Linked DNA regions of Homo sapiens: region 2 is linked to region 1. The links are chromatin contacts, found by Hi-C or POLR2A ChIA-PET in ENCODE. All regions are on one chromosome and are shown on one strand. Each heading gives the region's core, a stretch centred on a gene start or an enhancer-like site at or near the end of the contact. The rest is flanking DNA. Distances are from core to core; before and after follow the strand shown. Region 1 overlaps STIL (STIL centriolar assembly protein). Region 2 holds the start of PDZK1IP1 (PDZK1 interacting protein 1).

Region 1 (7,425 bases), core at 325-2,824:
TGACAAATATGTCTCTAAAACAGAAATATTAGATCTCAGTTAAAATGATAGGTATAAAATACAAAAACTTTATAGCTTACATAACCTATAAAATATAAAATGTATATAATATATAATATAAAGGTATTTTATATATAACATATATGTAATATAATGTATATATTATAATATTAAAATATATATTTATATAAAATATATAGATGTATAACATATACATGATCTCAAAGAAGGTACTAAATACGATCTGAGTGGACACGTGGTTATTTAAAAGTATTCAATATTTTTCTAATAAAGAATGTACTTTTATTAGTCTGAGACCTAAAATAACCAATAATTTTATTGAAAAGTAGCATTTGAATATTTTCATATAATGACACCTAGTTTCAAAGATCTACTTCCTCTTTTTTTTTTTGAGACAGAGTTTCCTTCTTGTTGCCCAGGCTAGAGTGCAGCGGCACGATCTCAGTTCACTGCAACCTCTACCTCCCAGGTTCAAGTGATTCTCCTGCCTCAGTCTCCCAAGTAGCTAGGATTACAGGCACCTGGCACTATGCCTGGCTAATTTTTGTATTTTTAGTAGAGACAGAGTTTCACCATGTTGGCCAGGCTGGTCTCAAACTCCTGACCTCAGGTGATCCGCCCACCTCGGCCTCCCAAAGTGCTGGGATTCGAGGTGTGAGCCGCCACGCCTGGCCTAAAGATCTACTTTTTCTATGATCATCATCTAGTTGTGTTTCTAGGTATTTTATTAGATGATATAGTAACAATCTATTCTGATTCCTTAGATACATAATATAAATAATGGCCTTTAAGTATAAAAAACCATTTCTTATTCCCACACATTTTAAAAATAATACAGTCATGGTCAGGTGCAGTGGCTCACACCTATAATCCCAGCACTTTGGGAGGCTTAGGCAGGTGGATCACCTAAGGTCAGGAGTTCGAGACCAGCATGGCCAACATGGTGAAACTCCCTCTCTAATGAAAATACAAAAAAAAAAAAAAAAAAAAATAGCCAGGTGTGATGGTGGGCTCCTGTAATCCCAGCTATTCTGGAGGTTGAGGCAGGAGAATCACTTGAACCTGGGAGGCAGAGGTTGCAGTGAGCCGAGATCACGCCACTGCACTCCAGCCTGGGCAACTGAGTGAGATTCCATCTCAAAAAAAAAAAAAAAAAAAAAAAAACATCAGGACAAAGAAAAGTACTGAGATCCCACAAAGTTAACCTTCACAAGTATAAAATGATATATGAACAACTGATATATTCTTCAAAGATTTTAGAAAAACATGGGCAAGTTATTCTGTGAGTAACCTCTGGTTCTCTATTGTAATTTGGTTGAAGATATGATCTCAGATTTACTAAAAAAATTTAACCATAAATGAATAAAGTTAATATTTAATAAGATTATTTATAAGTAAACAAAGCATAATAGTTTGGATTACTATTTTAAAGGGTAAAAGCTGTTGGGTTTAAACTGCCAAAGTGCAAAACCCTAAACAGTCACTAATGTACTAGACAATGAAATCACTTACTTTGAAAAGATGTAATGTTTCCTTACTGGTTAGCAACTGAAACCGAAAGTCAGGTATCTTGCCATCACAAGGGAAGCATTCATAAAACTCAGGTTCCTTATGTGTCATAGAATAGAGAACTATGATGAAATTTCCAGATTCTGAAAAAACCCTGCACAAAAAAAGTCATTTAATTAAAATTTAATGAGGATAACATGATGACACTCAAATAACTTCATGTGAGTCTCCCAATCTAGTTAACAAAATGACTAAAAGGTGCAATTTTTGTTCAAAAACTGGGGTCCACCACTTAGGAAGGCAAAAGGTGGGAGGATCGCTTGAGGCCAGGAGTTTGAGACCAGCCTTGTCAACATAGTGAGACCCTTCCTCTCTACAAAACAAAATTTTATTTTATTCAGGAGGCTGAGGCAGGAGAATGGCGTGAACCCGGGAGGCGGAGCTTGTAATGAGCCAAGATCGCGCCACTGCACTCCAGCCTGGGCGACAGAGCAAGACTCCGTCTCCAAAAAAAAAAAAAAAAAAAAGGAATAAGAGAGCAATTCAAAATTAATTTTACTGAGGATTTACTGTCAATATGAACTTAAAGCATGATCAGTAATTGATAATAAAACATAATTGTACTAAATCATAGCAAAGGATCTAAAACTAACATTTAATTTCTGCTATCTAAATATAACTAATTATCTTGAAAAGTTAAAACAAAATGTTAAAAGTAGAACTCCAAAAGCATCTGAAGAAAATACAAGTGATTTTTTTACTTCAGTAAATACACCTGGAGTGGGTGAATCTTTTCTAAACACGATATGAAAAAGATTAATAAATATGACTAAAAAACAGTAAGTCTGTTTGGGAAAAATATTGTTAAACTTAAATGACAATCTGGGGGGAAAACCGTTACTATATATCATCAATATGTGTTTCTCTATGTATTTTACATTATATATATAGAGAGAGAGCTTGCTAGCACAAGCAATATGAAAAGATGCACAGGCCGGGCGCAGTGGCTCACGCCTGTAATCCCAGCACTTCGGGAGGCCGAGGCAGGCGGATCACGAGGCCAGGAGATCGAGACCATCCTGGCTACCACAGTGAAACCCTGTCTACTAAAAATACAAAACATCAGCCAGGCATGGTGGCGGGCACCTGTAGTCCCAGCTACTCGGGAGGCTGAGGCAGGAGAATGGCGTGAACCCGGGAGGTGGAGCTTGCAGTGAGCCGAGATCGCGCCACAGCACTCCAGCCCGGGCAACAGAGCAAGACTCCGTCTCAAAAAAAAAAAAAAAGAAAAGATACACAATCTAAGAGAAAAATGGCTAAAGACATGACTAGGCAGTTCCTGGAAGATGAGGTTATAAATCATTGGAAAAGTTTATTTTTCATCTATCAGGTTAGCAGAGGTCAAAAGTTTAACAACAGCCCTCCACTCACCTCTCTGAGCTCATCTCCAGCTACTCTCCCCTTCCTTCACTCCTCTCTAGCTACAGTGGCCTCTTTGCTGCTCCTTGAAGATGTAACGTGTTGTTTCACCCAGAGCCCTTACACTTAACACATCCTTTGCCTAGGACAGTGCCCCAGACAGCCACAAGGCTTACTTCCTCACCTTAAGTCGGCCTCCCTGACCACCTATTTAAATTGCAACTCTTGGCCGGGTGCAGTGGCTCACGCCTGTAATCGCAGCACTTTGGGAGGCCAAGGCAGGCAGATCACCTGAGGTCAGGAGTTCGAGATCAGCCTGACCAACATGGAGAAACCCTGTCTCTACTGAAAAAATACAAAATTAGCCGGGCATGGTGGCACATGCCTGTAATCCCAGCTACTCAGGAGGCTGAGGCAGGAGAAACGCTTGAACCCAGGAGGTGGAGGTTTCTGTGAGCTGAGATTGAGCCATTGCACTCCAGCCTGGGCGACAGAGCAAGACTCCATCTCAAAAAAAATAAGTAAAATAAAATAAATAAATAAAAATTTAAAAATTAAAAATTAAATAAATAAATAAATAAACGGCAACTCTTTACTTGCCACTATCATTCAGACACACAACATCCTCCTCTCAGGCTTTATTTTTCTCCACAGTACTCATCGCCTTTTAACATACTATTTATTTTATTTATTCTGTTTATTGCCTGTCTCTGCAGGACTATTTTATTTTTTATTTATTTATTTATTTTTTGTTGCCCAGGCTGGAGTGTAGTGGTGCGATCTCAGCTCACTGTAACCTCTGCCTCCTGGGTGCAAGTGATTCTCCTGCCTCAACCTCCCGAGCAGCTGGGATTACCGGCATGCTCTACCACACCGGGCTAATTTTTGCATTTTTAGTAGAGATGGGGTTTCACCATGTTGGCCAAGCTGGTCTCTAATTCCTGGCCTCAAGTGATCCACCCGCCTTGGCCTCCCAAAGTGTTGGGATTACAGATGTGAGCCACCATGCCTGGCCTATTTTATTTTTTTAAGACAGGGTCTGTATTGTTCAGGCTGGAGTACAGTGGCACAATCATGGCTTACTGCAGCCTGAACTCCTGGGCTCAAGCGATCTTCCCATATCAGTCTCCTGCTGGGACTACAGGCATGTGTCATTACACCCAGCTAACTTGTTTTTTGTTTTTTTTTTTTGTTAGAGACAGAGTCTTGCTATGGTACCCAGGCTGGTCTGGAACTCCTGGCCTCAAGCGATCCTCCTGCCTCAGCCTCCCAAAGTCCCAAAGTGCTGGGATTACAGACATAAGACACCATGCCTGGTCTGGGGACCTTTATTTTGTTTACTCTGATCCCCAGTACTGTGAACATAATAGATATAATAGGTGCTCAATAAATAAATAAATAAATATTTCTTTCACAGTGTTAGTGCAGGTAGAGAAAAAGGCACTCTCGTGTACTGCTGGAAAAATTATAAATTGGTGCAGTCTTTTTGAAGGGCAATTTGGCAATATCTACCAAATTTTAAATTACATACTCTTTGGCCTAGAAAAAAACACTTTTAGAAACTTATCCTACAAATATACTAGCATATGCACACAAAGATGTATGCATAAAATGTTCAGTCTACCACTATCTGCAAGACAAAAGGGCCAGTTTTTAAAATACAGTATGTATTATAAACTCTTCAGTTGTAAAATATGTATATTAAATCTGTATATGCCAAGAGGTAATGATCTCCAAGGTATAATTTATACAGAAAAAAGCAACATAAAGAAAAGAAAGGATGCTATGGTTTAATTTTTACAGGCCAGGAAAAGGTGATACTTGTCTATGTTGAGTATTGAAATATTGACTATTTCAGGAAGGAAGCACAAGATATCACTTTACAGTGATTGCCTCTGAGAATGGGGTCTAGGGAAATGGGGAGGAAGAGAGATCTACTTTTATTGTAGATATTTACATATGTCAATTTATTACTATGTGCTTGTACTGCCTTTTCAATATAGTTTAAGTCCTTTACAGCCACCCAAGGTAGATAAAAATAGACCTTCTCATTTAATAGATAAAGAAGGTGAGAGACAAATACTGACAAAGATGTCACCTTCTTTATCTATTAAATGAGTTGAGGTTAAAAGTAAAGTTTCCCTAACTATTAATTCCAATGTTTAGGCTTCAGTTTCAGGAAGAAATTAAAAATCTTGTCTCAAGTATTTCTTTGTGTATTAGTAGTAACACTGTGTAACTTAATAAAACATCTGTAAGGTAACAAATCCAAACTCATTTGCAGTCATTTCACTGAAAGTTAACCTCCTTAATTATTAAATAGGATGCTACAGTAGACAATCTCCACAGTTTTTTTCCACCCCCAAAAGGTTTGTGTTCTGTGGTTAGGCAAGTGAATTCCTTGGTATTTCCAGGTATACTGCAACCTCATCTTTTTTTAATCTGGTTTTATTCTCATTTAATATAAGGTTTGTTTTTTCTTAATGTACGTGTTTATTTATAAGTATTGTAAAAGGTTACGGCATTACATGAATTTTAAATGGGACCATAAACTATGAATGGGGGAAAGGATCGAAATAAAGTACTACAGAATAAAATATCACTTGCCTTTCTTGAACAGAAGAATTGAATATGTATCGCAAACAGCAAGCCCATACCTGAGGACTATAGATATGTGTAATTCCAGACAGCCAACTAAAAGAAAAAGATAGAAATTAAAAACCATAGTCACTTACATATATAGCATAATTTACATTCTTCCTAAGATAACAAAGTAGACGTATGGCTTTTATCAGCCATACATTAAAAAGCCTTAGTAATAAGAAATCTAAAAACGTGCTGATAATTAAAAGGAAGAATATATAGACATTTGTATATATATAACTATATTGATATATATAGACAGACATATAGATATATATCGAGAGAGAGAGAGAGAAAGAGAGCAAGCACGCGTATCTCTGTCCTCTTTTACCTGAGATGTGGGAAAGAAAATGGTTAACAGAGATGAAAGCAGTATACTAGAATGAATTAGCTTGGACTGGAAAGAATGGGCTAAGGTAGTACAGACTAATTTGCAGCCTAAAACTACTTCACAGAGTTGCTGAGGATTAAATGCTGTAATATATACAGGTAGTCAGAAAGAGAGAAGGCTCTTAATATTTACTTAAGCATCAACAATCCATTGCCTATATTAGGACTGTAGCAAACTATAAGTAGATTTCATGGTCCAGAGAACATTCATGCATTCTCATTCACTTTGCATGTGCCATTCCCTTACATGGGTTCCCTTCCCCAACAATCTTCCCTTCTACTATCTAAACAATTGAAAGTCTAGCTCAAGTTTGTCTTCTCTAGGAAAATGCTCCCTATCATATCTTTCTTACAAATACTAAGTGTTCACTTTCCATACTGGTCACTTTATAGTAAATCATATACTTTATTTTTCTGTGTATGAATATTTGAATGTTTTATCACCTCACTTTGATTTTAAATTCTTTAAGAAGCTTTAAACCTCAACACATTATCAAGCATAACACTGTATATAATAAGTACTCAATACTGAATGAATATAAATTTCTAAATATTCTGTCTAAATATCATTAACTCAGATGGCTTGAGCCCAGGAGTTCCAGACCAGCCTGGGCAACATGGCGAAAGCCCGCCTCTACAAAATATACAAAACCTAGCCAGGCGTGATGGCCGGTGCCTGTAGTCCTAGCTATTCAGGAGGCTGAGGTGGGAGGATCACCTGAACCCCAGAGATTGAGGCTGCAGTGAGCCATGATTGTGCCACTGCACTCCAGCCTGTGTGACAAAGTGAGACCCTGTCTCAAAACATGTATACATATATAAAAAAAAGTAAACACATAAATATCATTAATTACTACTCTAAAGAGAAGGCCATTAACACTAAAGGAGATTTCTGCAAGATTGACTGACAGTGGATTTTAAATGGTATTATTATGAGCCCTGAGTTCTTTAGGGTGACTTAAGGATGAGTGGTAGTGAGAGAATACTGAAGAAACAGGGCTCTAAGCCTTCACCTTCAACCAGGAGAATTCAACTTATATTTTTTATTTTTTTTTGAGAAGGAGTTTCACTCTTGTTGCCCAAGCTGGAGTGCAATGGCGCAATCTCAGCTCACTGCAACCTCCACCTCCTGGGCTCAAGTGATTCTCCTGCCTCAGCCTGCCAAGTAGCTGGGATTACAGGCACGCACCACCATGCCTGGCTAATTTTTTGTATTTTTAGTAGAAATGGGGTTTCACCATGTTATCCAGGCTGGCCTTGAACTCCTGACCTCGAACTCCTGACCTCAGGTGATCCGCCCACCTCAGCCTCCAAAAGTGCTGGGATTACAGGCGTGAGCCACTGCGCCTGGCCATAGAATTAAGCTTTTATCTGTTTTATATGTTAGAGTTCTTCCTAATATTGGACAAAATCTGGCTGAGCATGATGGTTCACACCTGTAAT
Region 2 (7,425 bases), core at 1,890-4,389, 96 kb before region 1:
GCAGCAGCTCCTAGCCTTGCTTCTGGCCGCCGGTGTCTGGGCTCCTGGAGCTGCTGTGGAGTCTATTGGTGTCCGCCTGAAATCAACCTGGGCTCAGTCTGGCCCTGGAGGAGAGGAGCTAGGAAGGAGGAAGGCGAGGGAGGGAGGAGACACGAAGACGGGCGTCGGAGAGAACGTGCCCTCCCTCCCATGGTAATGAGCTGCCAGACCTGGCCTCCCCTGGCTGGTGCCCAGCTCACTTGGGCTGGCATTCGAGGTCATCTTCCAGGGGCCAGCTAAGGAGGTGGGTATGAGGAACAAGCAGATGTGGGAGAGTCCCAGCCTCACCTCCATGCCCTGAGCTCCCTTTTCCTGGCAGTGGGGCTGGATTCTAGGGAAAGGGGTGACACACAGTCGCTCCTGCCTTGACTGAGCCCAGTGGGCGGGGCTTCTTGGAAGGCTGACAGTGGGATTAAGAAATGTCCTGGCTGGCTCAGGAGCCTGGGGAAAACCCCAGAAGCCCAGAGAAGGCTCAAAGCTGCCAGACTCCGCCGAGAGCCTGGCCTATTTCCTGTTCTCCCCACCACCTGCCCCTGCCCCGCCAAGCTAAACTCTGGGACTCTAATGCTGGGACACACTACGGCTTCAGTGCCTTCCACGCCCTGGCCCAGCCCAGTAGCTTCCTAAATCCACCCCCTTCTGCAAAGATCTCAATAGAGGGCCTGAAGGTCCCAGTCCCCAGCTTTCACAGCCCATGCCCAGGCCCTGACCCAGCACAGCTAACCTAGTCCCAGTTCGGTTCTTCCTCTTGGCCCCAGATGTGGTCCCTGGAAACCGGGCAGGGCCTCAAAACAAGATACAGCCTTGGTCAGAGGCTTCAACACCCAACTTCAGATCCATCTCCACCCATGGCAGAGGAGAAAATGGGCAAACACAGCCTGCTGTGGGGGACAAAGGACGGACACCCCAGATGGCAAGGTGCGATCTGGGGCCCTGAAGCCCTGGGCCCGTCACCCTCATAGCCAAAAGCAGCATTGAGGAAGGCACACCTAGCCCCTGGAACAGGGAGGCCCTGGAGCCAGAGCCCTCGGAAGAGGCAAAAGCCTCCCCAGGATCACGTGGTGTCCACCTGGCCCTCCAGCTCAGGGAATGAGAATGGCCAGAGTTCCTGTGCAAGCCCCTGACCAAGGGTCATGCTGGTCTCCTTGCCCCACCCCCCACCCCAGAAGTATGGGAAGCTGAGATGCTGACTCCCTAGAAAGGAGCGGGCCAACTGGAACAAAGTCTCATCAGAGATGGAAGGTCCCCAGGAGCCAGCACCTGAGCTGAAGGCACCTCCACAGCCTCTCTTCCCTGAAGCCACCAAACTCCTATTCATCAGGCCTCCTGGGCAACCCTTCCTATGGCAGGTTGATTCTGCCTTCCTGCTCCAGCGGGAGCACTCAGACATCATGCCTCAGGCCTGCTTCCTGTGTGTGTGTGTGTGTGTGTGTGTGTGTGTGTGTGTGTGTGTGTGTGTGGTGTGTGTGGGTGTGTGTGTGTGTGTTCACATGCGTGTGCAGTCGGGCCCATTGCCATCCAAAGATGGAGTGTCTCAAGGTGATCTGGGAGAACTTTGCTTGGAGTTGAGTGATGCCTCCCAAACATGTATATCCTGGCCTCCCTCCCACACCCAACTTGGTGTCCTCAGAATCTTCTAACACAGACTGGAGTAAGCACTGTGCATGTTAATGAACAGCCAGAGAATCACTGATTGGAATGTAAGGAATGGGGCTGAATTTAACAAACATCTACTGGTGCCTTCTCCAAGAATTTTAGGGAGGAGAGTCACATGGTTAGTTTTGCGTTTGGGAAAACACCTCTCCATGCAGTGTGGAGAGTGAAAGGGGCATGCAAAGGCTGGAGAAGAGAAATCCAGGGATCTGCTACAGTGGCCACAACACCAGTGCCTGGACCTGGGCAGGAAGTGCCCATGGGAACAGATCTGAGCCCTGTTGAGGAGGTAGAGAAGCCGGGGTGTGGCTGCTGGAACACAGTGCCAAGCTGGGAGAATGGGTACAGGCAGGAGGCAGGGCTTCAGGTGACTCCCAGGTTTCTGGCGTAGGCAGCTGGGTAGATGCTAGTGCCTCAGTAGGGGCCAGAGCAAGTTTGGGGGGTTGGAGGATTAATGAGCTATAGATTTTGAGGTATTATGCTTGCAGTGCCTGTGGACTTTCCAGAGGGAGACATCTGGAAGGCTGCAAAATCCCTGCATCTGGAGTGGAACATCTGGGAGCCGTCTGCAGCACAGGGATGGTAACTGAGGCCTGGGAGCTCATGGTCTCCCCAGTGTGTGTAGCGGGGGTAGGGGTGTTGAGGGGAGAGCACAGAAAGAAGGAGACACGCCCCCAACACACAAAGGTCTTTCAAAGGAAGAAGGGGCAGGAGGAAACAGGAGGAAGCAACCCCAGGAAAGTGGGGTATCCCAGGAGCCAAGCAAGGACAGACTTAAGGAGGGTGGGGGGGTCACAGCTGTGCCACCCCCTCCAACCAGTGCCCTCAGCACTCAAGTCCCAGGTTCTGCCTTCCCCACCCCAGTATCCTCCACTTCCCTGAAAAACCCAGGGAAAGGAAAGGATCCCCTGGGCTATGCTTTGGGAGTGGTGGGGGAAGGGGATGAACAGGAAGGACACCAGGTGATCAACAGGAGGAAAACATACCTCCTGGGTCAAAGTCCCAAGCTTTAGAGCAAAACAAGTTGTTCCAGAAAAGAGGGAGCATGGGTGGACACTTGGCTTTGAGGCTGGTCCCTCCTCCCTGGAGGTCTTCACACGGGTGGAGGGTCATCTCCCCAGCTGTATGGACACAGCCCTGATCCCCATGGTAACAAGGTGGGCCCCCCTACTGGTCTGGCTGGGGCCCAGGGTCTGGACTAAGGTCTCAGCAGCCCCACAGGGCTGCACCGTGTGTCCTGAGCAGCTGTTCCATCGACGTTCAGTTCCTCCTTCCTGTTCCAGCCCAGCTGTCACGCAAAACCATCAGGCCCCTTAGACAAGCCCTCCATCCAGCCAGACCTTATGCGATTGCCCTTCAGAAAAGCCAAAGTGGGCCTGGACTGTTTCCAGCAGTCTCCTTCCTCCCAACCCCATCTTGTCAGCCATTCCACTCACTGCCAGCAGGTGGCAGTGTCTAGCTCCAATACCAGACTGGGCGTGCAGGGAGCCAGTTTGCTGCTGAAGATTCTGCAACTTCCCCTCCCTCCAGCCCCCACTTTTGCCCTCCTCCAGGGGTGGTCTGAAGAAAGGGACGGTGGACATTGACATGTAAATAGTCTGGGAACAGCATACAGGGAGTGCTCAGGGCTCTGACATAGGGCAGCGTGGTGGACTACATTGCTAAGGAAGGCATCCTGGAGGAGGTAATGCAGGCAAAGTTAGCCAGAGTGTTGTACTCGGCAGACAGTCTGGGGAGAGGAATCCAGGCAAAGAGCTTAGCCTGAGAAAAAGTACAGAGAACATTCAAGAAGGGTGTTTAGAACACAAATATAAAAGCTTTCTTTTTTTCCCTCTCAGTGTCTCTCTCTGTCACCCAGGCTGGAGTGCAGTGGTTCAATCTTGGCTCACTGCAACCTCCGCCTCCTGGGTTCAAGCGATTCTCTTGCCTCAGCCTCCTGAGTAGCTGGGATCACAGGCGCCCACCACCACACCAAGCTAATTTTTGTATTTTCAGTAGAGACGAGGTTTCACTATGTTGGCCAGGGTGGCCTCAAACTCCTGACCTGAAGTGATCAGCCCGCCTCGGCCTCCCAAAGTGCTGGGATAACAGGCGTGAGCCACCGCGCCCAGCTCTTTACTAATTCTTATAATACTTCATCTTGTTAATATCATTGCTGTAAGCCAGAGAGCTCCTGGAGACCTTGTTTTATTCTTTCAAACGTATCTTGCTTAAACCCTTTTATGGCATTCATCAGCCCTTAAAATAATATGCAAACTTCTTTGCATGGGTTTGAGGGCACAGGCAATCTTCCTTACCCACCACTCCAGCTTGGTCTGGCCCCGGAGCCTCCTGTCACTTCCTAACAAAAGCCAAGCTCTTTCCCACATCAGAGACTTCTCTCCACTTGCTCTTTTCTCTGCCTGGAACACTCTTCCACTCCTATTTGCCCAGCAAACTGATCTTCCTTTACATCCCTTTCTTCAAGAATACTTCTTTACTTCCCTTCTCTCCCATCTGAAGTCACTCCCTTCTATGAGTCTCCTTTGCTCATCTCCTCACAGCCATGATCACAAGTTGCAATTACACACTGATTTGTATGTTTACTCATTTAATAACTGTCTCCATGGAGGGAAGGTATCATGTCTATCTCTCCCTCAGCAGCCAGTACTGAGCACAGTGCCTGAGTACACACTCGACACACATTTTATGAAATTAAATGTCAGTATATGCAGTGCCTACCACTGGCCTAACAAAGAGCAGAAGCTCAGAGAAAGGTTGTTCAATGAATAAAACATTTTAGCTGTAGTTGAGTCCTTGTCTCTCTCCACTCTCTATCTGTGGGGCAAGGACTGTGTCTGATTCATCTCTGTATGTGAAGGAGAAGACAAGGCAACCATTCCTCTGACAGTTAGAGCTGTTCAGCCTGATATGAGGGTGTCCTGGAGGGTGAGCTCTCCTTCCCTAGACATGTAAGAGCAGAGGCCATGGACCAGGTCACCCAATGAGGTGTCTGCAAAAGGGGTTTGTCTTAGTCTCTTTGTACCACTTTAATAAAAATACCCTAGACTGGGTAATTTATAAAGAACAGAAATTTACTTTCTGACAGTTCTGGAGGCTGGGAAGTCCCAGATCAGGGCACTAGCAGGCTTGGCATCTGGTGAGAGCTGCCCTCTGCTTCCAAGATGACACATCTTGCTGTGCCCTTACACGGTGGGAGGGATGGAAAGGTGAAAGGGGCAAGGACACTCCCTTCAACCCCGTTTTTGAGAACACTAATCCATTCACGGGGGTGAAGCCCTCCTGACTTAACCCCTTTCCAAGAGGTCCCAGCCCTCAATATCACCACCTTGGGGTTTAAGGATTTTTTTGTTTTTTTTTGTTTTCTTCGAGACGGAGTTTTTGCTCTCATTGTCCAGGCTGAAGTGCAGTGGCACAATCTCAGCTCACTGCAACCTCCCCCTCCTGGGTTCAAGTGATTCTCCTACCTCAGCCTCCTGAGTAGCTGGGATTACAGGCCCCCGCCACCATGCCCAGCTAATTGGGGTTTAAGTTTTAACATATGAATTTTAGAGGGACATATACTGAAACTGTAGCAGGGTTGTAGCCCTTCCAGGTCTGGAGCCTATGATCCTGTGATTCCGTTAACAGAATATGATAGCTTTTCATATTTTGATAAGGTCCCAAGGAAGCAGGCTGGTTAGGACTGTGGTGAGCCCCTCTCCTCTCAGACTTAAGAATTCATTCACCTGGCTCCCCTTCATGTAACACTCCCTTCCCAGAGGGCTGTGGACAGAACTCTAGCTCATGAACATGGACAGGGAAACATTATATCTGTATTTCACTAACCTCTAACTTAAATTTACCACTTTCGGCCAGATGTGGTGGCTCACACCTGTAATCCCAGCACTTTGAGAGGCCGAGGCGGGTGGATCACCTGAGATCAGGAGTTCGAGACCAACCTGGCCAACGTGGTGAAACCATGTGTCTACTAAAAATACAAAAATTAGCCAGGCATGGTGGTGGGCGCCTGTAGTCCCAGCTACTGGGGAGGCTGAGACAGGAGAATCACCTGAACCCAGGAGGCAGAAGTTGCAGTGAGCCAAGATCACACTATTGCACTCCAGCCTGGGCACAAGAGCGAAACTCCATCTCAAAAAAAAATAAATAAAAATAAATAAAATTTACCATTTTCTTCCGTAGGATGAAGGCAACAAACCACAGACTGTCTGTGATATTTTCATATCACCATATAATTATTGCAGATATCTAGATATATCTTATACTCACCACTGTAGAAGTACAATAGTCATTGGACCTTCCACAAGATCTTGTTGTTGAATACATTATAAATGGACACATAAATCACTATATTACAAACTTATATTTTTAGTATTTTGATAAGTACATTTCAATATAACTGACTTCCTTTGCAATGCTATGCATTTTATTTTATGCACTTAAAAACATTATTGTGAGAGGCCGGGCACGGTGGCTCACATCTGTAATCACAGTACTTTTGGAGGCGGAGGCGGGCAGATCATCTGAGGTCAGGAGTCTGAGACCAGCCTGGGCAACGTGGCGAAACCCCATCTCTACTAAAAATAACAAAAATTAGCCAGGAGTGGTGGCATGTGCCTATAGTCCCAGCTACTCAGGAGGCTGAGGCAGAAGAATTGCTTGAACCTGGAAGGCAGAGGTTACAGTGAGCTGAGATCGTGCCATTGCACTCCGGCCTGGGTGACAGAGTGAGACTCGGTCTCAGAAATATATTAATTAATTAATTTAATTTATCAATAAATAAAAATATTACTGTGAGAAGGGGTCCTTAGGCTTCATCAGACTGCCCAAGGGTTCCATGGCACAAAGAGAGTTAAGTCCTGGCTCACCGGGAGCCTAGGGCATATCTGCTCAAAACAATGCCATGTGATCTTAAGGTCAGACCTGGAGAAAGATTGGCAGCTCTCTGGACAGAGGCTTTCTGGAGCACAGAGCTAGGCTCTATGATCAGATTGAATGGGTGCTAACGCCCACAGGGTCTCCAGTGTCTGGGAGCTGGAAGGGGCAGAAAGCACCAGCCCAGAGCCAGTCAAGCCAAGGAATGCACTGGCTGTGACTCCTGGGTCCTAGGCGACCCCATTGGGCTGAGGAGATTTATGGCCAGGACCCCACAGTGGGGGAAGATCAATCAACCCATCCTGCTGCCCACTCATCCAGCCAAGAAATTCAAGGGCTGGCCCCATGCCAGAAGCCCGGCCTGCCAGCAGAGGTCCCAAAGCCAAATCTTACCCTACTGGTTCCAAGCACATCCTTTCCCTACCCAGGGCTCCAGGCCAGCAGTGGAAGCAAGCTGGGAGTACTGGGTTCTAGAATCACAATCTCTTCAAGCCTGAAAGCTCATTCTAAATGATGTAATCTTGCTCCTTATTTTTCAGCTGGGGAAACTGTGACCCAGAAATGGACAGTCATCAACTAAAAGTCACAGAGCAAGTCAATGGGAGAGATGGGGCTAAACTCCAGGAGTCCCTATGTCCAGCCCAGGGTTCAGTCCCTCTGTCAAGCACCTGCTATTGGTCAGTTTCTCAAATAACATCCTAGCTTTCTTTCATTCATTCACTCAACACATGTTTAGTGGCTACTATGGGACTGGAAATACAGTAGCCCTTATCTGAGATGCTTGGGACCAGAAGTGTTTCAGATTTTTTATTTTTTCTGATTTTGGAATATTTGTACACACATAGTGAAATATCTTGG

The links. A loop is a pair of places that touch in the nucleus more often than their neighbours do. ChIA-PET counts read pairs that join two places held with the same protein, here RNA polymerase II (POLR2A). Pooled maps may share reads with other maps.
Region 2: a loop to region 1 is called in a pooled map, with 4 times the contacts of the local background. The contact joins two enhancer-like sites. A Hi-C loop is called at or near these places in 6 of 50 pooled maps. POLR2A ChIA-PET finds 5 or more read pairs at or near these places in 3 of 52 experiments (H1, activated T-cell and endothelial cell of umbilical vein).

The regions. Positions count from the first base shown.
Region 1 is chr1:47,287,902-47,295,326 of GRCh38, forward strand. It overlaps STIL (STIL centriolar assembly protein), which reads right to left. Exons shown (of 17, transcript NM_001048166.1): 8 at 5,557-5,643; 9 at 1,534-1,684. Among named protein-coding and RNA genes, the nearest start is that of STIL, 23 kb to the right of the region's middle. Within about 2 kb of position 1,575, at least 3 of the 41 ENCODE cell types and tissues checked have a DNase peak (open chromatin) inside an H3K27ac peak, as active enhancers do.
Region 2 is chr1:47,189,937-47,197,361 of GRCh38, forward strand. It overlaps PDZK1IP1 (PDZK1 interacting protein 1), which reads right to left and starts at 100. Exons shown (of 4, transcript NM_005764.4): 1 at 1-100. RefSeq lists a silencer at 381-675 and an enhancer at 1,505-2,454. Within about 2 kb of position 3,140, at least 5 of the 41 ENCODE cell types and tissues checked have a DNase peak (open chromatin) inside an H3K27ac peak, as active enhancers do.